6 separate regions of the Mus musculus genome follow, and all the other regions are linked to region 1. Evidence: chromatin loops called from intact Hi-C (ENCODE). Cell type or tissue: heart. All regions are shown on one strand. Region 1 holds the start of Psmd8 (proteasome (prosome, macropain) 26S subunit, non-ATPase, 8). Region 2 has its middle 2.1 kb from the start of Ryr1. Region 3 holds the start of Yif1b (Yip1 interacting factor homolog B (S. cerevisiae)). Region 4 overlaps Yif1b (Yip1 interacting factor homolog B (S. cerevisiae)). Region 5 has its middle 17 kb from the start of Sipa1l3. Region 6 has its middle 8.1 kb from the start of Ppp1r14a.

Region 1 (4,000 bases):
TCTGGTGTTCAGACATACAAGCAGACAGAGCACCCATATACATGGAAATACACAAATAAAATCAAACTGTTTAGAAACGTACAGAACCAGACTACATAAACCCAGTCTCAAGATCTCTAATCTTCTGGCCCTCCAGCTTCTGGGGACAGAGCTGAGAACGGCAATGGTTCTCAGGCGAAGAAGGCAACGGAGGACGCCAGATACACAAGGAACTACCCACTCCTGCTCCAGTCCCCTCCCTAGAGGGCCCAACCTCACTTGTAATCAAAGTAGTAGCATTTGAGTTGGGCCATGTAGCGCTCGAAGGAGGGAATGTCTTTGCACAGGATGCTCCACTGGGCCCCGATCTCCAGAATGTCACCTGTAGGTAAGGGGACAGGGGCTCTCAGGTGGTGGCTGGAATCCCTCCTGGGATCACCACCCCAGTCATTCCTACAATGACCCCAGGCCCATCACCCTCCACCAACCCTAGTGACACTCACGGGCCAGAATGAGTTGCTGTTTAGTCAGTTTGGTCCCCGTGGTTGGCAGGAAATTGAGCTCAAGCAGAACCAACTGAGGGGGAAGGAATGAGGACGAGATTTCAAATATAGATTACTTACGTTCTCTGGACTTTTATGTTCCTACTTGGAAAAGCTTGCATGCATCCTAACCCACACAACTGCCATGAATATTAGTGGAGTCAGACCTTGTAAAGCAAACACCAAAGGGCCCAAGAACACGGAGCGTACCAATTGGATTACCTCATCTTACAAATATTAGTAACTCCACTGAGAAACACGAGGCACTTGGTGCCTGACCCAGGGGGATCATGGGGTAGGGAGACGCCCATGACCTCAATTCTTCCTGTTGCTATATTTAGCTTGTTTTAGGTTTCTCTCTTGTTTAAGACAGCATCTCCCCAGGCAGGCCAATCTAGTCTAGAACTGGAGAGCCTGGTGTGAGCCTCTCGAGTGCTAGGATTACAAGTGTGGGACATCGTGTTCAGCCATTATATGCAGGTCTGGGAAGACCTCCACCACAGTGTGCCCGAGAAGGGGTAACAAGGAATGTGGGGCATTCCTTTTCCCTCCCCCCCCAGTCCATCCCAGACACCATTCCTTAGTAAACTTGGGAACCTAACACATATTTTGTTGTTGTTTACTTATTATTATTATATATATATTTTGAGACGAAGTCTATGTAGCCCAGCCTCCTCAAACTCGCTATTGAAGACCAGACTGGCCTTCTATCCGCCTGAGTGTGTTTACAACCGAAACGTGTGCTCTTCTAGGTTCGTTTTTGGCTTCAAACTGTTCCTGTTGCCCCTCTTCACACAGGTGTTTCCTAACCTCTGCTCCCTCACAGCTTACCTGGGCTTTATTTGCCACACATTCCCTCAACGTCCCGTCACCTCAGACTTATTCTTTTCACTATCTCCCCGTTTGTCACTGATCCCACTCCTTCCTGCCTCCCTCCAAGTAACAAAGCTCGAACCATCTCATTCGATTCTGCCAGAACCAATCTTTCCATCATCACTCCCTTAACGACACCTCAGGGCCCGCTCTACCAGCCTCGATCTCCCGTCTGTCACCTTCCCCCAGGCATTAGGCATCTAGGACCCGGCGACCTCTTACCTTCAGGCGGCCCAGTTCTTCTCCACATTTACTAAGGTTCGGGTTCTTCCGGTTCCACTCGTCCTTGAGTTGCTCGTACATGCCGGCCGCTGCCTGCAGGATCCCGACCGAGGTGGCCGCGGGTCCGGAGCTCGAGACGGTGGTCGACCCGTTCACCGTAGCCGCTGTGGCCGCCATCTTCCGTGATGCGGCAAGCCGCCGACCCGACTTACGGCAGCGACGCCGGGCAATGGACTCCCGGCGGAAATGAGGCCGGGAGGTGGAGCCCAAAACTGGAGGCGGAGCTACCACTGCCAGTTTCCGCCCCCCGCGGGAGGAGCGCCGCGGCTCTCCTCGGGGTGTCTTCGCAGCCCGACCCTTAATGAACATGCCGCAGCTCCGCCTCTGCTGTCATTCAAAATGGCGAACGGAAGTCCGTTCGCTCCAACTGAAAACAATGCCCACAATGTCCCGCCCACCTGTAGTCACCATGGCCACCCTCGCTGGCTTCGGCCTGTGGAATGTCCATCTTAAGGGTACCGCCTCTACGTCAAGGGGTGGCGATGTGGAGCCATTTGGAAAACTTGTCAGGTGTCACTACATAGGCAGGCTGAGAGAGGACTAGCAGGTGAGATTTAAGATTAGGCGTTCGTGTTTATCAGAGCATCATTCTTCCACGTTTTTTTCAGACTCTTTAAAAAGATTTATTTATTCATTTTATGTATATAAGTACACTGTGGCTGTCTTCAGACACCCCAGAAGAGGGTATTTGATCCCTTTATGGATGGTTGTGAGCCACCATGTGGTTGCTGGGAATTTTAGTCAGGGCTTCTGGAAGAGCAGTCAGTGCTCTTAACCACTGAGCCATTTCTCTTATTTTCTCTTATTCCATTTTTTTCTTATTTTTGAAATTAAAATAGAATTACAGACCGAGCTTTGTGGTTCACGCTTTTAATCCCAGCACTTGGGATGCAGAGGCAGGCGGATCTCTGAGTTCCAGGCCAGCCTGGCCTACAGGCATGCGTGTGTGTGTGTGTGTGTGTGTGTGTGTGTGTGCGTGCATGTGCCCATGTTGAGGTCAGAGGACAGCTTCACAGAGTCGGCTCTCTCTTTAGATCTCATGAGGCCTGGGGATCAAACCCAGGTTGTCAGGCTTGAGAGCTCCTTTATCTGCTGTGCCATCTTGAAAATAAAAGATTCTGACATCATTCTGACAGTTAACTACAGCTGTGCTGGTACAAACCAAGCGGACGTGAGCCTTTCTGAGGACTCGGGACTGATTCTGCAAGGAGGCTTTATTAGGGTCTGAATGAGACATGAGCATTCTAGCCAACCAGAAAGTCCTGGGGAGGTGGCAGGCTGCATTCCCATGAGGAGAGGCCTAAGGGTTCATGAGGAAGAGTACAGACCAGGGACTCAGGCCACCTTTGCTCTCTTAGCTTGAACATTGTCCTCTTTGGTACCTGGTCTGGAGGGACCCTCAAAACTTCCCTCTGAGCTGTGAGAATGGAGGGTGAAGCCCCCAGAAGAGGAGGAAGATGAATAGGTCTCTGGTGCCATCATGTTGTGAATCTTCCAGCGAAATGAGACCCAGGCCTTCACTATGTGAGGCCACACGAGGCAGAACAGGATGTAGAAGACAACCAGGGCTATAAAGAAGCTGGTAGACACCTGCAAGCCCAGTACAACAGTCACAAGGGGTCGGGGTTGGGGTTGGGGTATAGTAGTAGGTGAACCCCCTGCCCACCCAGTAAGGAAGCCTTTGGCTGCCACTCACCATAACAATGAAGGAGGACCGCTTGCTGCTGAGCGGTAGCCCATGGATGTGCACTATAAAGGTGAGCTTGTAGTCACAGTATGTGCTATTGTCTACACCTCTGGTGAGGGAATGGAGTCCAGGATTGAGTTAAATGTCAAGGGACAATCTCAGCACACTGCATCCCCACCCTCAACATACACCTAGGCTTTATGCCTGGCTTACCTATTGCTCACTAACAACTTGAAGAAGAACTCAGGTGGGTAGATGCTTTGGGGGATGATGTCATAGCAAGGGGAGTTCTCCAAGCACAGCCACCTACAAGTCCAAAAGTAGACAGCTGTAGCACCTACAGTCCAGGGGAAACACTAATTTCTCCAATCTGCCTGCTGCTTGGTGACTATGGTGCTTCAGACTGAACTTGGGGCCTCATGAGAGTTAGGCAAGCATTCTACTGCTGGGCCAAGACTCAACTCATTGCAGTACTGCAGGCAAGCACCCTCCAACAGAGCCACACCTCCAGTCTCTAGTCTCAGAGAGTAAGGCTGTCTGAGCACCAGCCATCAAGCAGTCTGGCTGCTCAGTTGCTACCTGCTGCCTCCACCTGCCAACTGATCTAGATGTTGGACTAAATACCTACTGTATGCCA
Region 2 (4,000 bases), 53 kb before region 1:
GCATGGGACAAGCTACGCCCCTGTTCAGAACCCCGCCCACAGCACAAACTCTTGGTGGAAGGTGTTCGTTCTCTCCAGTGAACTGGGTGTCTAGAAAGTAGCTGAGTGGCCATGGTCACAGTGAGATATCATGTATATATTTGTTTGGCTGGCTCTCCCTTTACCCCTTCCTCTCTCCCTCCCCTTCCCCTCCCCCTCCGAGTGTCATGTACTTCAGAATGGCCTTAAACTCCACATGTAGTCAAGAGTGATCTTGAACCTCTGGCCCCATCTGATTTATGTAATGCCGTGGTTCAAACCCTAGATCACTTGCATGCCAGGCAAGCATTCTACCATTGGGCTACACCCTCAGCCTAGTTCCATCCCTTTCTTAATGGCTAAACTGAGCTTCACCCTTGCTGCAGAATCACACAGTTGTAGCTTGGATGCACACCACATCCCCTAACATTAAAAAAAAAATCACTTAGTACCAGACAGAGTGGTATGGCTTATCATCCAAGCTCTGAAGAGATTGAGGCAAGAGGATTGTAAATCTGGAGTTGGGACCGCATAATAAGAGCCTATCTCAGTGTCAACCAGCCAGACCCCCTGGAACTCCGGGGGACTGGACCACCAACAAAAGAATACACATGGAGGGACCCATGGCTCCGGCCGCATATGTGGCAGAGGATGGCCTTGTTGCACATCAGTGGGAGGAGTGGCACTTGGGCCTAAGGGTGTTCAATGGATGCCCCAGTATAGGAGAATGCTATGGTGGGAAGACAGGAGTGGGAGGGTGGATGGGGGAGCACCCCCATAGAAGCAAGAGGAGGGGGGATGGGATAGAGGGTTTCCGAAGGGGAGATCTGGAACAGGGAAAATTTTTGAAATGTAAATAAAGAAAAGGAAGAAAAAAAAAAAAAAGACCCTGTATCAAAACAGAGACAAAAACAGGGCTGCAGGCATGCCCTAGTCGATATAATGTTTATCTAGCTGTCACAAAGCCCCGGGTTCCATCCATAAACTGGGAGTGGCCATGTGAGTCTGTAATTCCAGCAAGCAGAAAGGATCAGAAACTCAAAGTCAACCTCAGCTCCCTAGCTGGAGGCCAGCCTGTGCTACCTGATACCCTGTCTCAAAACTGGGGGGCAGGGGCATGGGTGTGGGAGGGGGGAGAGAAAACACCAGCCTGACCTTGAACTCGCAAACATCCCAGGCCTCTGCCTCCCAGCACTGAGGTTAAACAAATGCGTCACCCCACCCCACCCTACCCCACCCCACCCCACCCCACCCCACCCCACCCCACCCCCGAGCCCCCAGCTAAAACCTGCCTTTTGAAGTAGTCCTGACTGATGTCTCTTACCCACCTGTTGCAGTTCAGGTGTGAGCTAAGATCTTTTTATTACCACTAGTTTCTCACAACCATGCTATTATTGGCATGCTTAACAGCCAGCAGAAAATAAAAGCACGTGGCCCCTGCGGAGATCTCCTAAATGCCCTGTAGTCCCCAGGGTAACCTTTAGGGGGCACAATTTCCCCACTCTCACAGTGCCAAGTCTGCAGATGTGAAGAGCTGCCTTTGGGAGATGGAGTCAGGCACCTTACACAATGTCACAGAGGCTGAGCTGGGGATCTAGACCTAAAGATAGGGTTCCACACCTCCATATCTGCATATGATTTTCTAATTTAGCCATGTGGAGGCACACTTTAGGAGGTAAAGGTAGAAGGAACAGAAATTGAAGGCCAGCCTTGGCTACATAGTACATTCCAGGCCAACCACCTGCATTACATGAATTTCTGTCTCAAAAAACAAACAAACAAACAAACAAACAAATAAAGAGCCAGGAGGTGCATGCGGATAGTGGGAGGCAGAAGCAGACAGAGTTTGGTGAGTTTGAGGCCAGTTTGGTCTACAGAGTGAGTTCCAGGCTAGACAGAGCTATGTATCATCAACTGTCTGAAAAAATAAAGTAAAATAAATAAAGGACAATATGATGACTCAGCTGGCAGGCTGCTTGCCCCCAAGCCTGATGAAGATCTGAACTTGATCCCAGCGACCCAAATAATGCAATGGAAAAAGTTCTGTATGATGACCCCTTACTTCACATGCCAGCCATGGTGGTGTGGGCAACCTACACACACATGCATGCACACACACACACATACACGTATACACACATACATACACACATGCACGTATGCACACACACATACACACATACATATACATATGCACACATGCACACACATACACATATACACACATACATATACACATTCACACACACATACACATATACACACATACATATACACACACACACATACACACATACATACACACATGCATACACATACACATGCATGCATACACACACAAGAACACACATGCACACACATGCATACACATATACACATACATACATACACACATGCACACACACATACACATGCAGACATACACACAGGCATACATACATACACACATGAACAAATGCACACACACAGACACATGCATGCACACACACATGCACATACACTTATACACACACATACACAGAGACATACACACATACACACACACACACATATATGTATGTGTGTGTGTGTGTGTATATATATATACACACACACATACATACACATACACACATACATACACACACAAAATAAATGTTGTAATCCAGGCATGGTGGCACACGCCTTTAATCTCAGCACTCAGGAGGCAGAGGCAGGCAGATTTCTGAGTTTGAGGCCAGCCTGGTCTACAGAGGAGTTCCAGGACAGCCAGGGCTACACAAAGAAACCCTGTCTCAAAAAAAACAAAAACAAAAACAAAAACAAAAACAAAGAAGAAGAAGAAGAAGAAGAAGAAGAAGAAGAAGAAGAAGAAGAAGAAGAAGAAGAAGAAGAAGAAGAAGTTGTAATGTAATAAATGTTTGTAATGGAGAGATGGCTCAGGGGTTAAGAACACCTGCTGCTCTTGCAGAGGACATGAGTTTGATTCCCAGCATCCATATGGTGGCTCACAACCATTTATAACTCCAGTACCAAGGAACCTGATGCCCTCTTCTGACCTTCTCAAACACCAGGCAATAATTCCTATAAGCATAACATTAGATAAATCTTAAAGATAAACTAAGGCAGGGATGGGAATAGACAGAGCTAGTTAGTAGACTGCTTGCCCAGTATGCAAAATGCCTTGTGCTTGGTCCCCAGCACTATATAAACAGACCTGGCTATGCACATATATCCTAGCACTTGGCCGGTAGGCAGGAGAATCAAGACTTCAAGCTCACCCCATCTACATAGCAAGATAGCCTGGGCTACATGAATCCCTGTTTCAAACAAACAAAAGGTGTGTTTTTCAAAATGGCTTAAGCCATTTCAAAATGGCTTAAGCCCCAGCACTCGGGAGGCAGGTGGATCTCTATGAGTTCAAGGCCAACCTGGTCTACATAGTGAGTTCTTGTCCAGCCAGATCATGTCTCTAAACAAACAAACAAATGATGAGGATGTATAATTTAATAAAAGAACACTCAATTAGCATATTTAAATAAAACAGTATCTTGGAGATGGCATAATTACTGAGCAAGCAAGGGAAGCTGACTCCTTTGTTTGCTTGCTTGTTTATATGTGGCCAGAAGAGGGCACTGGGCTGCTGGGCCTGCAGCCACCCTATATGTTCTAGTACTTGAGCCCAAGTTCTCTGGAAGAGTAGTCAGTGCTCTTAACCACTGAGCCATTTCCAGCTCCTAAGGGCCTGCTTTCAAATCCCCAGAACTCACAGCAAGCAGCTGTAATCCCATTGCTTAGACCATGAGAGGGAAGTGGAAACTGAGAATCCCCAGCGCTTGCTGGCTTGCTATCCTGCTGTGTGCAGAGGCGAAGAGGAACCAAGGCAGAAAGTGAGAGTAAATGCCCAGGCTCTCCTCTGACCTCCATAAAATGCTTCTGGACCACCTACAATAACATACACGAACACACACACACACACACACACACACACACACACACACAC
Region 3 (4,000 bases), 58 kb after region 1:
CTAAGGAAGAGAAAAAGAGACACTGAGGGACACACAGGAGGAAGTTAGTTTTCAGGGTTCTATGCTCAAAGTTGTGCTTGTGTGCATTCAACTGTGAGGGCTGTATGCACCTCTGGTGGACAGAAAGCTTGAAGGAAAAGAGCCATGTGAGAACATTTTTATGAACTTCTGGGAAATTGCCTAAAGGTACCTTCGAAGAAAGTTACCAGTTCTTCTGAACTAATATGCTGAGGGCCTCTTTTTCAATCTTTTTTTTTTTTTTAAAGATTTTATTTATAGTAAGTACACTGTAGCTATCTTCAGACACACCAGAAGAGGGAGTCAGATCTTGTTACGGATGGTTGTGAGCCACCATGTGGTTGCTGGGATTTGAACTCTGGACCTTCGGAAGAGCAGTCAGGTGCTCTTACCCACTGAGCCATCTCACCAGCCCCAATCTTTTTTTTTTTTTTTTTTTGTAAGACTAGAGCTCACTATGTTCAAAGCCAGTACTCGTGACTTTTTTTTTTAAAGATTTATTTATTATGATACATAAGTACACTGTAGCTGACTTCAAACGCAGCAGAAGAGGGCGTCAGATCTCATTACAGTTGGTTGTGAGCCACCATGTGGTTGCTGGGATTTGAACTCAGGACCTTTGGAAGGACAGTCAGTGCTCTTACCCGCTGAGCCATCTCACCAGCCCACTCATGACTTTCTTTTTCAGCTTCCTCAGTATTGGGAATACAGAAGTGATCCACTAAGCTAAACTTTGTTTCTCAGCCTAAATGGGCCCTGGTGCCGCATTCCTTTAATCCTGAGCCAGACAGATCTCTGTGAGTTCCAGGCCAGCCTGGTCTACAGAGTGAGTTCCAAATCAGCTAAGGCTACACAGAGAAACCCTGTCTCGAAAAAAACCAACCAACCAACCAAATAAATAAATAAATAAATAATAAAAATGAGTGCTGCGTCTGTGTAAACGATAGATGAGCCGGCATAACTGCAATAATCCATCATTCTCCCCGCCTTTCACGCTTCTTCAGCCTCCCTGTGCTCTCAGTTAACTAAATCGAGTGCCTGCCTGTAAAGAACTACATTTTCCGTCGACTTCGGGCTCAACAATAGGAACGTTTCCTTCCTGCCTGAAGTCTTCTCCTCCTAGATCGCACCAAGCTCCGCCCTGCTGCCGCTAAGGTACGGCCTCTTCCCTTACGTCATTGGCCTCAGTTCCCGCCTCTTATGTAAGCCGACGCCCACTCAACCAGGCTGCACCCCCTCCAGAGGGTGTGGCTTTCTTGCGCTATCGTGAGACCTATTGGGTCTCTCGATACTACTGGGGCGTGGCTACGGGAACCGGGCGGGCCCATTCCAAACTGCGGCTGTGGCGTTCTCGGCCGTGGCATCTAAAGCATGCACGCGACAGGTTTGGCGGCGCCGGCGGGGACGCCCCGGCTGCGTAAGTGGCGTACGTGGCTGGCTGAGGAGATCGGGCGGGCGAGGGGTGTGGCGGGGCCGTCGCGGCGGTTGGCGAGGTCACTCCAGGTCGGACGGAGGTCACGAGATCCCGGACCTGGAGTTTCTAGGTGTGCACAGCCCAGGGATGCCAAGTCCGGGTAGGGGGCGCATCGCGGGTAGGTTCTTTAAAAAAAATTCCTTTAAAAGAAAGCAAGTTGGAGGAAAATGTAGTGCGGTGTTCAGAGAAACGCTACTTCCATTCATTTGCAGTCAGCGATTTGACCTCCTGTGCTACCCACCTTTCCGAGACTCTTCAGTGCTTAGGAACTGTCACCCACGCTCCACAGTACGGCCCCTGGGCACTCCCTGTGCGGACAGGGCCATATTTACATCCCATTTAAGAACACAACCAGTACTTATTGTCCTGCTAACCTCCTTTTTCCAGCTTCGTTAACCTCTTTTCCCAGATGTAAATTTGAATTCCTCTTGGTCTCTCAATATCTATGTCCTGTTTGTTTCATTTATTCATCTAACATAACTTGCTCCTGTGAACCCTGTGCCAGGCCCTGGGCTGGAATTTGGGTACACACTAGTAACCACCAAAGCCCTGGTCCTTGCTTTCTTACAGCTAGAGTTCAGGAGGAAGATAGACACTTTCCAAGGAAGGAAACTTGTCGGTCAACTAGAGTAGTAAGAACCAGTGTGTGTGGTGTGTGTGTGTGTGTGTGTGTGTGTGTGTGTGTAGTCCTGATTGTGACTAGGGTTTGAGGAGGCTCCATTTACCCCTTCACTCCTTAGTGTCTGGCCGGCCTGTGATATGTGACCAGCTAGCATTTATTCCTGTCATAAAGCTGCCAGTACAGAGCAATGGAACTGCTGTGATAGAAGCATGGGGGAGGGTTCATGGTGCACACCTGTAACCCTAGCACTTGGGAGTCGACTTTGAATGCCTGCCTGGGCAACATGTGTTTAAAGTAAACAGTGTGAGAAGTCAGGGGTGGATTCCCAGAGATGGCTCCAGTAAGGGCACTTGCCACCAAGCCTGACTACCTGAGATGGATCTATGGTGGACGGACACACACACACACACAAAGATGAGTTAGTTCCTTTTAATAGAGTGCTGGACAGATGATGTAGAGTGCACAGGCAGATAGGTTGGGGCTGGGATGGAGATGTGGAACTCAGTTGTTGACTGGAAGTATCCTTGAGTCCTTGAAGAGGGCATGCCTAATGATGAAAGACCTAAGGGATTCCTGGAGAGAAAGGCTGTGCCAACAAGATACACAATTGAGTTGATGCTGAGGAGGGAAATCAGGAGCCTGGCCATTATGAGAAGCGACAGTGAGGGAGAACATTTGAGCAGAGTCCCTAGTGTGGCGCAGCAGGCTCCTGGAGGAGGATGGTTCTAGGTTGATAGTACTGTGTGTTAAGGCAAGGGGTTTGTCTACGTTGGGACCTGAGAGACCTTGGGGCCAGGGGTGCTGACAGGGCTGAGGAGGTGTTAGAATTCGATTCTCAGCATGGTGGCCCTTGATCTTGGGCAGAGGATGAAAAGGGACCATGCAGGTGATGCACCTGGGGGGCACTTGGAATTCAGGCACTAGTAAGGCAAGGGCTAGAGGGTTATCCATGAGTTCAAAGCCAGCCTGGGTTACAGAGTGAGTCCCAGGACAGCAAGAGCTGCATAGTGAGGACTTGTTAACAAAACAAAAACAAGCTGGTCAGTGGTGACACACACCTTTAATCCCAGTACTCGGGAGGCAGAGGCAGGCGGATTTCTGAGTTCGAGGCCAGCCTGGTCTACAAAGTGAGTTCCAGGACAGCCAGGGCTACACAGAGAAACCCTGTCTCGAAAAACCAAAACCAAAAAGATAAATGTATCAGAGGATCACAGGGCCAAGATGGGTGGTACAAGCCTGAGATGCCAGCCGCTTGGGAGGGAGAGGCAGGATCTCCGGTTCTAAGCAGCTTCCTTCCCAGGTAGCTATGCCTGGCGAACTTAGTAAGACCCTAGTTTTGGTTTTTGGTTTGGTTTGGATGGTTGGTTTTTCTTTTGAGACAGGTTCCTACTGTGTAGCCCTGGCTGTCCTGGAGGTCACTATGTAGACCAGGTTGCTCTCGAACCTATAGAGATCTACCCACCTCTGTCTCCTTAATGTTGGGATCAAAGACATGCACCACCACACCCCAGCGAGACCCTGTCTGTAAAGTAAAAGGGCTGGAGATGCAGCTAAGTGTTAGAGTTTCTGCTTAATGTGCACAAGGCCCTGGTTTCCAGTGCTCAGTACTTAAAAAAATATCTCTGGCTACCCACTGGAGACTTCCTTCAATGGGGCTAAGAGTGGGGCCAGGCACCTGGTGTGGTGACGGCACACACCTAAGATGCTTGCACTCCAGAAAACCAAGAGTTTGAGGGCAGCCTGAGCTACATAGCAAAGCCCTGACTCAAGAGCCAGAAGGAAAAAGAAGAATAGGTGGGACACGTGAATCCAATAGGCAGTGGTGGGGACGAAAGGGAAGGTGAGGCACTGTGGGAGGCTGAGGGCTGGTTGGCTGGATGTCAGAG
Region 4 (4,000 bases), 65 kb after region 1:
AAAACAGCTCGTTTGTCTGTGGATGCTCAGTGCTGTAGACATCAGTGGAGGAGGTGTTGGTGGGGGCTGCCAAGAGAGATGCATGGCAGAGATGCATGCAGCAAGACCTTAGGGCAGAGAGCAGGATGCCATGAGAGTTGGGGGAGAGCATTGCAGGCTGAGGCATGGCCAGCGCAGAGCCCTGAGCTGAGTATGTGCCAGGGACACTGAGAGGACAACTGGTGGAGACTCAGTGGGGAAGGGCTAGGAGCAGAAGCACTGTTGGTCATGGTTGTGTAGGATTTGTGCAGAGTAGACCTCGAGATGAAGAGCTCTCATCGTTATTCATGTAGATGGAAAGTGAGGGGTAAACGGTGGGTGGGTGACAGGTGGAAAAGTAAGTAAAGGACGGGCGATGGATTGGTAATGGGCGATGGGCAAAATCAATGAATGCATGATGGCTAAGTAGATGAATGAATGGATGCATAGATGAGTGGGTGAATCGATGGCAGGGTAGATGGACAGATGAATGGATGGATGGGTGGTGGGATGGCAGGCAACCTACCTGACGTCACAACAGAGGCTATTTGGCGACCCTTGCCCCAGCTGTGGCAAGAGAGAGTGATGGAACCTGGGCAGAATTAATGAAGTCCTTCCCTTTCTCTCCGCAGCCTCAAAGCGGAGGGTCCCAGTGTCCCAACCAGGCATGGCTGATCCCCACCAGTTTTTTGATGACACGAGTTCTGCCCCAAGCCGGGGCTATGGAGGCCAGCCGTCACCTGGTGGTCTGGGTTACCCCCCCTCTTCATCCGACGCAGCCTTCCTGGCTGCCCCTATGTCCAACATGGCGATGGTCTACGGGAGCAGCCTGGCCGCTCAGGGCAAGGAGCTGGTAGATAAGAATGTGAGTCAGCTAACACGGTGGGTTGTGGGCTGGGAGCAGATGGCTGACAGGCGGGCGGGCGCCACAGGGCCTTAGGCTTGAGCTTTGTCCCTCCAGATCGACCGCTTCATCCCCGTCAGCAAGCTCAAGTATTACTTTGCAGTGGACACGGTGTATGTGGGCAAGAAGCTTGGGCTGCTGGTCTTTCCCTACCTTCACCAGGTGAGCAGCACCTGCTTGGTACCCGCCAGCAAGCAGGGTGGAAGGACCCCCCCACCCTGGGGTGCTGCCACTACCCCAACTCTCTCCACAGGACTGGGAGGTACAGTACCAACAGGACACCCCAGTGGCCCCCCGCTTCGACATCAATGCTCCAGACCTCTACATTCCAGGTTGTCCCCTCCCTACTCTGCCTAGGCATGTCTGGGATGGATGTTTGGGTGCCTGTGCCCGGGAAGGGCTTCCCTCCTCTGACGAGTGTCTGTGTCTGTCTTCCACAGCCATGGCTTTCATCACCTACATCTTGGTGGCCGGCCTTGCACTGGGGACCCAGGACAGGTAAGGATCCTGGAGCAGGGGAAGACATGGGGATATGGAGGCCAAGAGCCATCAGAGAGGTCTCAGCTCTCCTGTCCTGGGACAGCCCCACCTTGTGGCCAGTCACTCCAGTGACACCTTTCACATGGAACCCATCAAACCCATTTGTGCTAGGCCATCTTTTAAATCCAACCTTCCTTCCTCTTGGCTTCCACCCACAAATCTATTCTTATGTTCACAATCCCCCTAAATAAGTTGCTTCCCACTTTCACCCCTTATAATCTCACTCTAGCAGCAACTAAAAGCTCTAAGAGGTGGGCCTGGCCTCCTCCCTATCCTGAAGCTGTCAGTGGCTCAAAGGTCAAGCAGCTGACCCTGTGCCCCCAGCCCTGCTGCTGCCTCGGGGCCTTTGCACATCCAGTTAGTTCCCTGACACAGGAATGTGCTCTTTCCCTCTGTGTCCCGCACCTGCTCCTTCACTGTGGTCCTCATCCTGTGTCATTTCCTAACCCCTAGGCTGATCAGGCCCCATCTCTCCCTTACAGTCGCCTGTTTCTTCTTTTTTGTGGCATCGAAAACAAGTGTCATGGAACTAGTGGATTCCTTGCTAAGGCTCCAAGATGAAGCAAGGCCCCTTCCCCACCAGTTCTGACTTCAGGCTTCAGCTCAGCTGCCCTTTCTTTATCGGGAGGAACCTTCCTGGTACCCCTCACAGGGCTCTGAGGTCCCCCATCTAAGCCCTGACTTGAGTGTCACTGTCTAGGGACAGACCCAGATCCTTGGTGGTCTCTGTTCCATTGACACAGGGCTGCCCCGGGTGATGCTCAGGGGACATCTCTTCCGGCAGGTTCTCCCCAGACCTCCTGGGACTGCAGGCGAGCTCAGCTCTGGCCTGGCTGACTCTGGAAGTCGTAGCAATCCTGCTCAGTCTCTACCTGGTCACTGTCAACACCGACCTCACCACCATTGACCTGGTGGCCTTCTTGGGCTACAAATATGTGGGGTGAGTGCTCCTGCCCTGCCTGCCAGTCCCAGACCTTGGCCTCTTCACACTGATTCTCCCCTCCCCCCTTCCCCCTCAGGATGATTGGCGGCGTCCTCACGGGTCTGCTCTTTGGAAAGATCGGCTACTACCTGGTGCTTGCCTGGTGCTGTGTGTCCATCTTTGTATTCATGGTGAGTGGGGATCAGGGCGGGCAAGGCTGAGGCCCCAGGCTTCCCAGGCAGGCTTGGGGAGGTCTTTGGAGCATCCAAGTACCAAATCTGGGGGCTAGGAGAGCCTCCTGGAAGAGGCAGACTCTGTGCGCCCTTCTGAGAGCAAGAGCCAGCCTGGATGCTAGGCTAGGGCCAGGGTTGCCCAGTACACAGGCTCTGCTTGGGCTCTCACTCTTACTTCTGTCTCTGTATGCTGGGCTTTCTGCCAATATGCCCCTGAGTCCCTCCAGCTGTGGTAAAATACTGACTAGGGGCCATGTTTGGACTGCCGTGTACTCGGAGTGAATCACCTCCTCTACTTAAGCCTCAGTTTCTTTTGTAAAATGGGATGCCTGGTGACTGCACCGGAGTCTTGGGAGGATTTAGACCGAGCATGAGGGGGAAGCAGAGGGTAACACGGGCCCTGGTCCACAAGCATAAGCCTTGTCATCATGTTACTTTAAGGGAGCTGGGAGATGGCTCCATCAGTAAGGAAGACCTGACTTCAATCCTTGGACCCCACATTAAAAAAAAAAAGAGCCCAAAGTAGATCTATTCTTATAATCTCAGAGCTAGGAATGTGGGGCTCATTGGTACCAGCCTAGCCTACTTGGTAAAGGGTCCTCTAACTCCCACAAATATAGGTACACACACACACACACACCCCCAAAGAAACATCGGGAACAGTGAGGTGGCTAAGCAGGTGAAGGGCGCTCGCTACCAAGCTCCTGCAGGCTGCGCTGACGTGCATACCAGGGCTCAAGTAGATCCATCACCAGGAACTCGAGGCCACCTTGGTCTACATGTCAAGATCCTGCCTCCCAGAGAGAAAGAGCGCGGGAGGGGGAGAAGGAGGGGGAGGAAGGCATCTGAGCCAAACCAAAAAGGAAATAGCTCTTCTAGTTTGTCTTCTGGAGCTGGCGTGTTTTGGGAGTGTTACTCTGTGGTAGGGCACTGGGCTAGTGTCTGTGAGGATCTGCGTTGCGTGAAGGCAACTGTCTCCCAGTAGGTGGAAGCAGCTAGGCCATGCTCTTCAGGCCGGGATCTACAATTCTTAGCCTCTCTTCTGGCCTTTGCCTCTGCAAAGGTTTGCTCACAGGGCTTGGGGGAGGTAGCTATTCAAAAGACCCTTCTAGGAACACAAACTGGAGGCCACAGAGGGGCAGGGACTCATCCCGAGCTGCCTGGCACTTACGGGACCCCCACTTTACCCTTACCACCCAGATCCGGACACTGCGGCTCAAGATCCTGGCCCAGGCAGCGGCCGAAGGAGTGCCAGTGCGTGGGGCGCGGAACCAGCTGCGCATGTACCTGACTATGGCAGTGGCAGCTGCGCAGCCGGTACTCATGTACTGGCTCACCTTCCACCTTGTACGGTGAGCTGCGGCCTGGCCTCCAGCTCCCACA
Region 5 (4,000 bases), 340 kb after region 1:
ACTTTGGGGGGGGGGGGGAGCATAATTTTATATAAAAACTCCCGAAGCCTACCTTTCCCTGAGACTCTTTAGACTTAAAGTTAATGGTTGCTAGGGAAGAGGTGTTTTGTTGAGTGGTATGGCCAGCAGTGAGCCGCTCATGCCCATATGAATAAAACCTCAACCATGCTCTTGTAAGGGACTCTAAACCAGCTGGTTCACATAAATGGATACAATAAAATTTACACAGAACACTCAAGATGAATATCCACAGGCAGTGGTGGCACATGCCTTTAATCCCAGGACTTGGGAGGCAGAGGCAGTCAGGTCTCTGAGTTTGAGGCCTGCCTGAGCTACAAAGAAAGTTCCAGGACAGCCCAGGCTGTTAGAGAAATCCTGTCTCAAAAAAAAACAAAAAACAAAAAACAAAAAAAAAAAAACAAAAAAAAAAAAACAAAGCAAACCAAACAATCTCAATGATGAGCTGTGATATCTCAAAATGTAAATATGTTTCTGTTTCAGTTTACAATTTAATTAAAAGTATGAGACACCAACAACGGCAGGCAGTCATTTGTGGCATGGATTGTTATAACTAAAGGTTGGAAACTGCCCAATGTCTATTAACAAGCCAAATACACTGGCAGAAGGTCTGTAATTTACCGGGAAATTCACTAGGGAAGTGGAGGCAGGAGGACTGGGAGTTCCTTGGCTGCACTGCAAGGCTGATGCTTGCCTAGGCTACATGAGATAGCCCCTCCCCCCATACACACAGGACCAATAGTTATTAATAGGAATTTGGGTGAAGGGTCAGGCATATACTCTGCAACTGGCAACTGTTATAAAATGAAGTATAGCTCTATATATTAATATGAGCTCATCTCTAGATAGAGTGAGAATGTATGTATACTGTGTACAGACATATGTAGAATATGTATTATACTCCGATATGCACAGGACACCTTTAGAGGGATACAGAAAGGATAGAACCAGGTCAGTGTTATGAAGAGGAAACAGGACAGGTAGCCAGCTGTGAGATGGTGACGCTTTGCTCCTATGGCCCTTGGTATCCCAATAGTCTTTCCATGTTCGTCTTAAAAGCTAAGGGGGGATAAGAGCTAACTCACATAGTACCTTCGGAAGAACTAAATGGGGTCTAGGGAGATAGCTCAGAGGTCAAGAGCACATACTCTTGGACCTCTGACATGGGACCAGTCTCCTGAACCCATGTTAAACAGTTCACAAATACCTGTAATTCAGGTTCCAGGGGATCTGACACCCTCTACCGGCCACCTTCCAGGGCACCTGCACTCATGTGCACATGCCCCCTCCCAACACATACACAGAATTAAAAAAGAAAGAAAGAAAACAGTATTATGTAAAATGCCTGGTCAGTTCTCTGTGGCCGGTGCTATTTATATTTGTGACTAGGTGCTACTATTCCCAGTTATCTGAGCTACCTCGTCTATTCACTGGAAACTAGCCCACCATATTAAAGTATGTTTGTCAGCCATAACGAAAGTTAAAGTGCATTCTAGCCTATTGAATCTGCCCAAAGTCCAAGAGTCATGCTCTCAGAAGACCACGTGGACAAGTTTCAGCTCCATAGCTGTAATGCCATTCAAAGAACAGAATAAGCCAAGGTGGCCTCTCTAGTTTATAGGCAGTGAATGAGGCCCTTCTGGTCCCAGCTGGACTACCTGCACGCCTGTCCCCAAATGTGAGGCCTGCCTGGAAGGCAAGGCCTTCTAATTCATTCAGGGTCTGCCAGCAAAGCACAGGATGCATACCCTCCCCCTTTTGGGTGCTCGCTCCTTGTTAAGTACACTCACAGCAGCCAGCTCCCCGAAAGACTGAGGCAGGAGGACCACCTGAGTGTGCACACATACCAGCAAGCACACCATGGGATTTAAGTTTGAAACAGTTAAAGACTGAAGAAGAAAAAAATGTAATAACCTATCACTCCAATTGTCCCATTGTTAACTTTGTGACCGTTTGTTGATGTCTCCTTTGCCTGCTAAACTGTAAAGTCTAGGAAGCAAGAAGTCTGTTATCTCATATGCTGTTAGATTCTATGAAGCCAAGGAGTGCCCAGAGGCATGCAGTGTGGTGGAGTAGACTGCCCCCTGCAGGCAGGTCTCTCATAAGGCAGGGCTCATAGGCCACCTGCTTTTCCTCAGATACAGTCTGTGTATTGGATCTAAGGAAAATTAAAAGAAACAAACAAACAACCTGCCCCCCCCACACACACACACAAACACAGAGACCTGGGTTTTCTCTGCAGACATCAGGAAAATAGCATATCTTAGTCTCATAATCACTCTGACTACAGACTGAGTGCTACCAATAAATCATTTCTGAGTTATCAAGCTGTCAGTCACTACCATTGGAACCAAGTCCTCCAGAACTCATTCCAGACTCATTCTTAGGGATCAGCCTTGAGTCTAAGGATGAAGTTGGGAAGGGCTTAGGGGAGGGGTTTTCTCTGGTTCATCCTGATGAATGAGCTCAAGGAAGGACTGACAGAAAACACAAACCTTAGTGAAGACTCATTTGTGTTCCCTCCACCCCCAAATCCCAGCAGTGATAACCCAAAGGATCCCAACTGTGAATTTTGTAGGCTGGTGAAGAAAAGGGGGGACTCAATGGGTATACTGAGAACAATAGGAGCTACTGGCAGGGACTGCAAAATTTCCACACATGATATCATCTCTGGTTCTGGGGAGTAAGGAGGACCGAGTGAGGTAAATTGTGGGTCTGATGAGCAGTAGTGAGCTAGCAGAGCCTCCCTATCTCTGATACAGGTGAGTTCAGAACTGTGCATTGGCTCTTACATCTTGATTTGAGGGTTGGGGATAGGGTCAGTCACATAATAGTCCTGGCTGGCATGCCCCTTTCTGTTTAACCCAGGATAGCCTCGACCCCAATCATTATCTGGTTCTCCTGCCTCAGCCACCCAAGAACTGGAACTGCAGGTAGTCTTGAACACACGTCCTTCCTTCTCCGAACAGATTCCCACTCACTCTACATAAATGTCCTGCCTGCGGCTTCCTCTCTGCAGACACAGGGCTTAGCCACACTGGAGGGGAGATTCTGCTGACTCTGCTTCTAAAGGCCCATGCCGTTTCTCACAGCAAACTCCAACAGCTTTCTAAGCAAATGGCCCTCCATGCTAGTGTGCAAGAGATCAGTTAGAGAGCTTGTTAAAAGCCAGGTTATCACTGGGTCTTATATAGGAGTTTACAATGCAGTAGGGCTGGGTTTGGTCCACGACAATTTGCCCTTCCTTCCTTCTCTTCTGCTCCCCCTTTCTTCCTCATTTTTGGGGGGGTTTGGGGAGCACTGAGATAGGGTATCTCTACACAGTCCTAGCTGTCATGGAGCTCAGAATATAGAGGAGGAATTCAGAGAGATCAAATTCAGAGAGATTTGCCTGCCTCTGTCCCCAGAGTGCTGAGATTCTAGGTGTGGGCCACTGCCTCAGGCTAAAAGGACTTGTACTAAGCAATCTAATAAGTTCCTAAAACACTGCCGAGCAGCAGGGCTGGAATAACACCCTGGGAAACATCCTCTCTCAGAGACTGGGTCCTTCCCACAGCAGTCATGGTTGGCCTTCACTGCCCTCTGCTGGCCACGGTATAAATTTAGTCGTCATGTTTATAGAGCAACTGGGAGTATGAAGAAGGGAAGGGGAAGAAAAGAAAAAAAGCAAAAGGGAGGGGGAGGGGAGGAAGAGGGGATAAGCAGAACGGGGAAACGGAAAGGAGGAGATGAGATAGGAAAAGAAATGGAAACCCAAGGCCTCTTGGAGCCAATGGTGGCTGTCTGCTGCTTCAGAGTATGCATATCAAGGCTCTCTCGGGAATTCTGTCTAGTCCTCGGAACATTGAAGATAGAGCATGGTATAAAGCAGGCAAGATTGGCATTTTCATCTTACAAATGAGGAAAAGTGGGTTTAGAGATGAAGCTCTGTGGCAGAGCACACACTCTGCATCCACGAAGCCCCGGGTTCCATCCCTAGCAC
Region 6 (4,000 bases), 120 kb after region 1:
ATCCTGAGGACTTGAATTCAGTCTCTGGGACCCACATGATGGAAGACCAGAACAAGCCCCAAAGGCTGCTCCTCAGATCCTTCACATGTGCACTTCATGCAGGAATAAGAGACCAGCCTGGTCTACGCAGGGAGTCTGAGGCTAGCTATGGCTATGTAGTAAGGCAGTCTCTCAGAAAGGGCTGCACACCTTTTTTTTTTTTTTTTTTTTGGAGACAGGGTTTCTCTGTGTAGCCCTGGCTGTCCTGGAACTCACTCTGTAGACCAGGCTTGGGTTTGAACTCAGAAATCCGCCTGCCTCTGCCTCTGCCTCCCGAGTGCTGGGATTAAAGGCGTGCGCCACCAGGCCTGGCGGCTGTGCACCTTTAATATGAGTGAGCAGAGGCAGGCGGATCTCTGAGTTCGAGGCCAGCCTGGTCTACAGAGTGAGTTCCAGGACAGCTACACAAAGAAACCCCGTCTTAAAAATGCCCCACGCCCCCGACCCAAGGAGGAGTGGCATTGGAAAGATGGCTCAGAAGCTAAGAGCAGAGGGCCCAGGTTCAATTCCCAGCACCCGCATGGCAGCCCACAACTCCACCGTTCTCGCCTCTGTGAGTACCCGTGTGTCTGCCACACACGCAGGCAACCCCCCGCCCCCTGCACGGTGTCTTGAGAAGCCCCGTAGCCTCACTGAGCTTACATGCCTGAAGATGGATAGCACTGCCTGCTTCCGAGGGCGAGGAGGTTTCTGGAAGGGACAAGGTGTGGACACAGGATGAACGCTGTCACAGTGGGAAGGGGCCGAGCGCCCCACCCATGAGAAGCTCTGCATCTCATGCCGGTGGTGTGCTGACCCTGAGGGTCGTCACCCTCTCTCACTGTGGCACATGCCTTCCTGGGGACTCTCCGTGTCCCCCCACCCCACCCCCGTTTGCTTCCCACAGGGCAGACAAATGATGAGATTTCTCAGAGTCCTCTTCCAGTCTCCGCCCACCCTGTTCCCTGTTCCCCTTTCCTCCAAAATCGTCTCACCCCCACTTTGATAAAAATCCATTTCCCCAGCTGTTGAGTTGGCCCAGTGGCACCTGCCATTGAGTGTGACAAACAGTTCCATCCTGAGGCTGCACACGGTGGGAGGAGAAAGCTCCTCTTCAGGTCACCCTCTGATCTCCACGTGTGTCCTCTCCCAAATAGGGTTGTTTTTTTTTTTTTTTTGTTTTTTTTTTTTTTCCAAAAAGTCAAGTTTTGGTAATTTTCCCATTAATAAGTCTTTCATTCTTTCTTTGTTTTGTTCTCAGTCAGGAGATCTGTCTTTTGTTGTTGTTGTTGTTGTTGTTGTTGTTGTTGTTTTCAAGACAGGGTTTCTCTGTGTAGCCCTGGCTGTCCTGGAACTCACTCTGTAGACCAGGCTGGCCTCAAACTCAGAAATCCGCCTGCCTCTGCCTCCTGAGTGCTGGGATTAAAGGCGTGCGCCACCACGCCCGGCTCTAGAAGCCAGGATTCTTAATGTCTGAACCATCTCTCTAGCCCCCAAATAAATATTTTAAAAATATTTTGAAAGTAATTTATTTTCTCTCTCACTCTGCTCTGGTCACATTTCTCTCTACTGGTGGCATCCACGCCTCCTGGCTTCTTTCTCACAGGCCCCGCCTCCGCGCTTTTCTGAGTCCCAAATCCTCCTGTCGGCACTGCCATGGAACACCTGTCGTTAAAGTTAACCTGATTAATTTCTTCCACAGAATTTAGGGGAGCTCCAAAGGACGTGTGAGTTTAATTGAGGTTCATTGTGTCCCTGGCTCCAACAGCGCCCGTCCCTTAGAAGTTGCTTGCTACCAGTGCCTCCTAGTGGTCATATTTACTAACTGCAGCCTATGCACGTGAGGTCTCCCTGTGCCTCCTGGCTATTTGAGCTTTTCCCTCCCACTATCCCTCCTACTCACCCACCCTCCCTCCCTCCCTCCCTCCCTCCCTCCCTCCCTCCCTCCCTCCCTCCCTCCCTCCCTCCCTCCCCATCCATCAGGCCATCTTTTTTCTTGTCTCGGTGCCATGTTGCCCAGGCTTACTTAAAATTTCCTATTTTGCAGAGGATGGCCCTGAACTTCTGATGCTCCTGCATCCACCTCCCGAGATGCCGAGTGCTGACGTGCAGCACCCTGCCTATCTGCATGAGTTAGTTTTAAAGCTAAATTCCAAAGCAGAAGTGGGCCAATCCCAGAACTCTGGAAGCTGAGACAGGAACTCAAGTTCAAAGCCTCAAAGCCGGCTTGAGATATATAGCAAGAGACAGAAAAACAAATTCTAGAGATGTCCCAGTCCTGAGCTTGGCCTTTGTTTTCACTCTGTTTCCTGGTTCTGCTTTCTATTGCTTTGGGTCTGAGGTGAGACAGGGCATCTTGCAGGAGTACATGACCCAGACAAGGCTACTCTCTTCCCCTCCTCGGTGTCCCTGAAGCAATGCAAGATGGGAAGAGACCAAGGCTAAGATGTCCTTTGAAGGCCTGTCTTCAGTGACCTAGTAACCTGCTTCCTCTGTCCAGGCTGTCCCGATAGCCCACCCCGCTATTAAGTTCCCAGTGGATTAATCCGCTGAAGAATTTCATATCCATGCTGAAACTGCAGACTGTGTTAGAACTCGCTGTGCAGTCTAGGCTGTTTGAAACTTGCTGAGTAGACCAGGTTGGCTCTGAACTTGAAGTGGTCCTCCTGCCTTAACCTATTTTTGTTTGTTTGTTTGTTTTTTCGGGCCAGGTTTCTCTGTGTAGCCCTGGCTGTCCTGGAACTCACTCCGTAGACCAGGCTGGCCTCAAACTCAGAAATCCGCTTGCCTCTGCCTCCCAAGTGCTGGGATTAAAGGCGTGCGCCACTACTGCCCGGCTTTTTTTTTTTTCCCTTAACCTATTTTTATAAACATAATATTTGTATTGATTATTTGGAAATTTCCTATATGGACCCCACCAAACTCACTTATTTCCAGTCTGCCCAGGTTCACCCCCCACCCTGGTGACCTCCCCTCTAACAGAAGATGAGGAGGAGGAGCAGGAAGATGAGGAAGAAGAAGAGGAGGAAGAAGAGAAGCAGGAGGAAGAGGAGGAAGAAGAAAAGGAGGAAGAAGAGGAGGAAGATGAAGAAGAGAAGGAAGAGGAAGAAGATGAGGAAGAGGAAGAAGAAAAGGAAGAGGAAGAAGAGGAGGAGGAGAAGGAGGAGGAGGAGGAAGAAGAAGAAGATGAAGAAGAAGAAGAAGAAGAAGAAGAAGAAGAAGAAGAAGAAGAAGAAGAAGAAGAAACATGAAGTCCACTTTCTGCTGCCCATATGCTCCCTGGAGCATGTTTAAACTCAGTGGCCAGCCAGACCTTTAAAGATAACTGAGTCCTTCCCCATGCTCACCCCCACCAGAAGCCATCAATGGTGAAGAGATACACTTAGGCACCCTTAACACAGGTTTGGTTTGGATTGTTTTTCAGAACAGGGTTTCTCTGTGTAGTCTTGGCTGTCCTGCAACTCACTCTGTAGACCAGGATGACCTGGAACTCAGAAATCTGCCTGCCTCTGCCTCCCAAGTGCTGGAACTAAAGGCATGAACCATCCCTACCCAGACCCTATCACAGTTTTTAAGCATTCCCTTCAAGGGCTTCCTAGACTGTTCTAGACTGTTTCTTTTTTGGAGGTTGTCACAGAGGCCTTCCATGTCTCTCAGTCTCGACGTGGTCTGCTGCAGCAACATGATTCATAGACAGCAACATGATTTCAGGTAGCAGTATATGGCTGAGCAGTGCATTCGTGGGCAGAGCCTGTGCTAGCTCTGGGCTAGCACACCACCCTGCTGGCTCTGCTCGGCATCCATATGTCCCCCCCATTCACTGTAACCTTCCAGCCCTATACCACAGTGGCTTCTCTAGTTCACCTCTCTCCACCACTCACCGAAGTTTCTCCATCTTTCCCACTTCTCCTTCAGATACTTGCTTGTTAAAGTGACATTGCAAACCGCAGTGGTCTCTCTCTCTCTCTCTCTCTCTCTCTCT

What was found. Hi-C counts contacts between places; a loop is a spot of excess contacts. Peaks named below come from ENCODE experiments on the same cell type or tissue, not always from the same donor. Only the 100,000 strongest peaks of a DNase experiment are listed, where the experiment ranks them.
Region 2: it touches region 1 in a loop (2.1-fold over the local background); 5 of 42 quality-filtered maps call a loop at or near these places.
Region 3: a loop joins it to region 1, with 4 times the contacts of the local background. A loop is called at or near these places in 21 of 42 quality-filtered maps.
Region 4: a loop joins it to region 1, with 6 times the contacts of the local background. A loop is called at or near these places in 21 of 42 quality-filtered maps.
Region 5: a loop joins it to region 1, with 2.4 times the contacts of the local background. A loop is called at or near these places in 3 of 42 quality-filtered maps.
Region 6: it touches region 1 in a loop (6-fold over the local background); 13 of 42 quality-filtered maps call a loop at or near these places.

Annotation. Positions count from the first base shown.
Region 1 is chr7:29,178,661-29,182,660 of GRCm38, forward strand. Psmd8 (proteasome (prosome, macropain) 26S subunit, non-ATPase, 8) reads right to left here and starts at 2,013. Exons shown (of 7, transcript NM_026545.3): 1 at 1,617-2,013; 2 at 483-555; 3 at 259-361. The coding sequence starts at 1,985. It overlaps Catsperg1 (cation channel sperm associated auxiliary subunit gamma 1), which reads right to left. Exons shown (of 28, transcript NM_001368407.1): 26 at 3,577-3,669; 27 at 3,373-3,472; 28 at 2,872-3,266. The coding sequence ends at 3,012. In heart, a CTCF peak has its summit at 2,155; DNase peaks (open chromatin) are centred at 841 and 2,001; H3K4me3 peaks cover 2,443 bases; H3K27ac peaks cover 1,674 bases.
Region 2 is chr7:29,125,222-29,129,221 of GRCm38, forward strand. No RefSeq gene overlaps it. Among named protein-coding and RNA genes, the nearest start is that of Ryr1, 2.1 kb to the left of the region's middle. In heart, CTCF peaks have their summits at 1,506 and 3,618 (motif pointing right); a DNase peak (open chromatin) is centred at 1,500; H3K4me3 peaks cover 245 bases; H3K27ac peaks cover 68 bases; H3K27me3 peaks cover 722 bases.
Region 3 is chr7:29,237,002-29,241,001 of GRCm38, forward strand. It overlaps Yif1b (Yip1 interacting factor homolog B (S. cerevisiae)), which reads left to right and starts at 1,322. Exons shown (of 8, transcript NM_001110201.1): 1 at 1,322-1,435. The coding sequence starts at 1,390. In heart, a CTCF peak has its summit at 1,598; a DNase peak (open chromatin) is centred at 1,240; H3K4me3 peaks cover 1,928 bases; H3K27ac peaks cover 2,017 bases.
Region 4 is chr7:29,243,420-29,247,419 of GRCm38, forward strand. Yif1b (Yip1 interacting factor homolog B (S. cerevisiae)) reads left to right here. Exons shown (of 8, transcript NM_001110201.1): 2 at 651-883; 3 at 980-1,084; 4 at 1,176-1,254; 5 at 1,363-1,420; 6 at 2,247-2,402; 7 at 2,482-2,575; 8 at 3,818-4,000. The coding sequence ends at 3,973. Among named protein-coding and RNA genes, the nearest start is that of 2200002D01Rik, 3.0 kb to the right of the region's middle. In heart, a CTCF peak has its summit at 1,524 (motif pointing left); no DNase peak of the experiment used is centred here; H3K27ac peaks cover 229 bases.
Region 5 is chr7:29,520,305-29,524,304 of GRCm38, forward strand. It overlaps 4932431P20Rik. Among named protein-coding and RNA genes, the nearest start is that of Sipa1l3, 17 kb to the left of the region's middle. In heart, CTCF peaks have their summits at 1,270 (motif pointing left), 2,098 (motif pointing left) and 3,598 (motif pointing left); DNase peaks (open chromatin) are centred at 2,107 and 3,567; H3K27me3 peaks cover 3,537 bases.
Region 6 is chr7:29,295,421-29,299,420 of GRCm38, forward strand. No RefSeq gene overlaps it. Among named protein-coding and RNA genes, the nearest start is that of Ppp1r14a, 8.1 kb to the left of the region's middle. In heart, a CTCF peak has its summit at 1,806 (motif pointing left); a DNase peak (open chromatin) is centred at 1,811; H3K27me3 peaks cover 1,510 bases.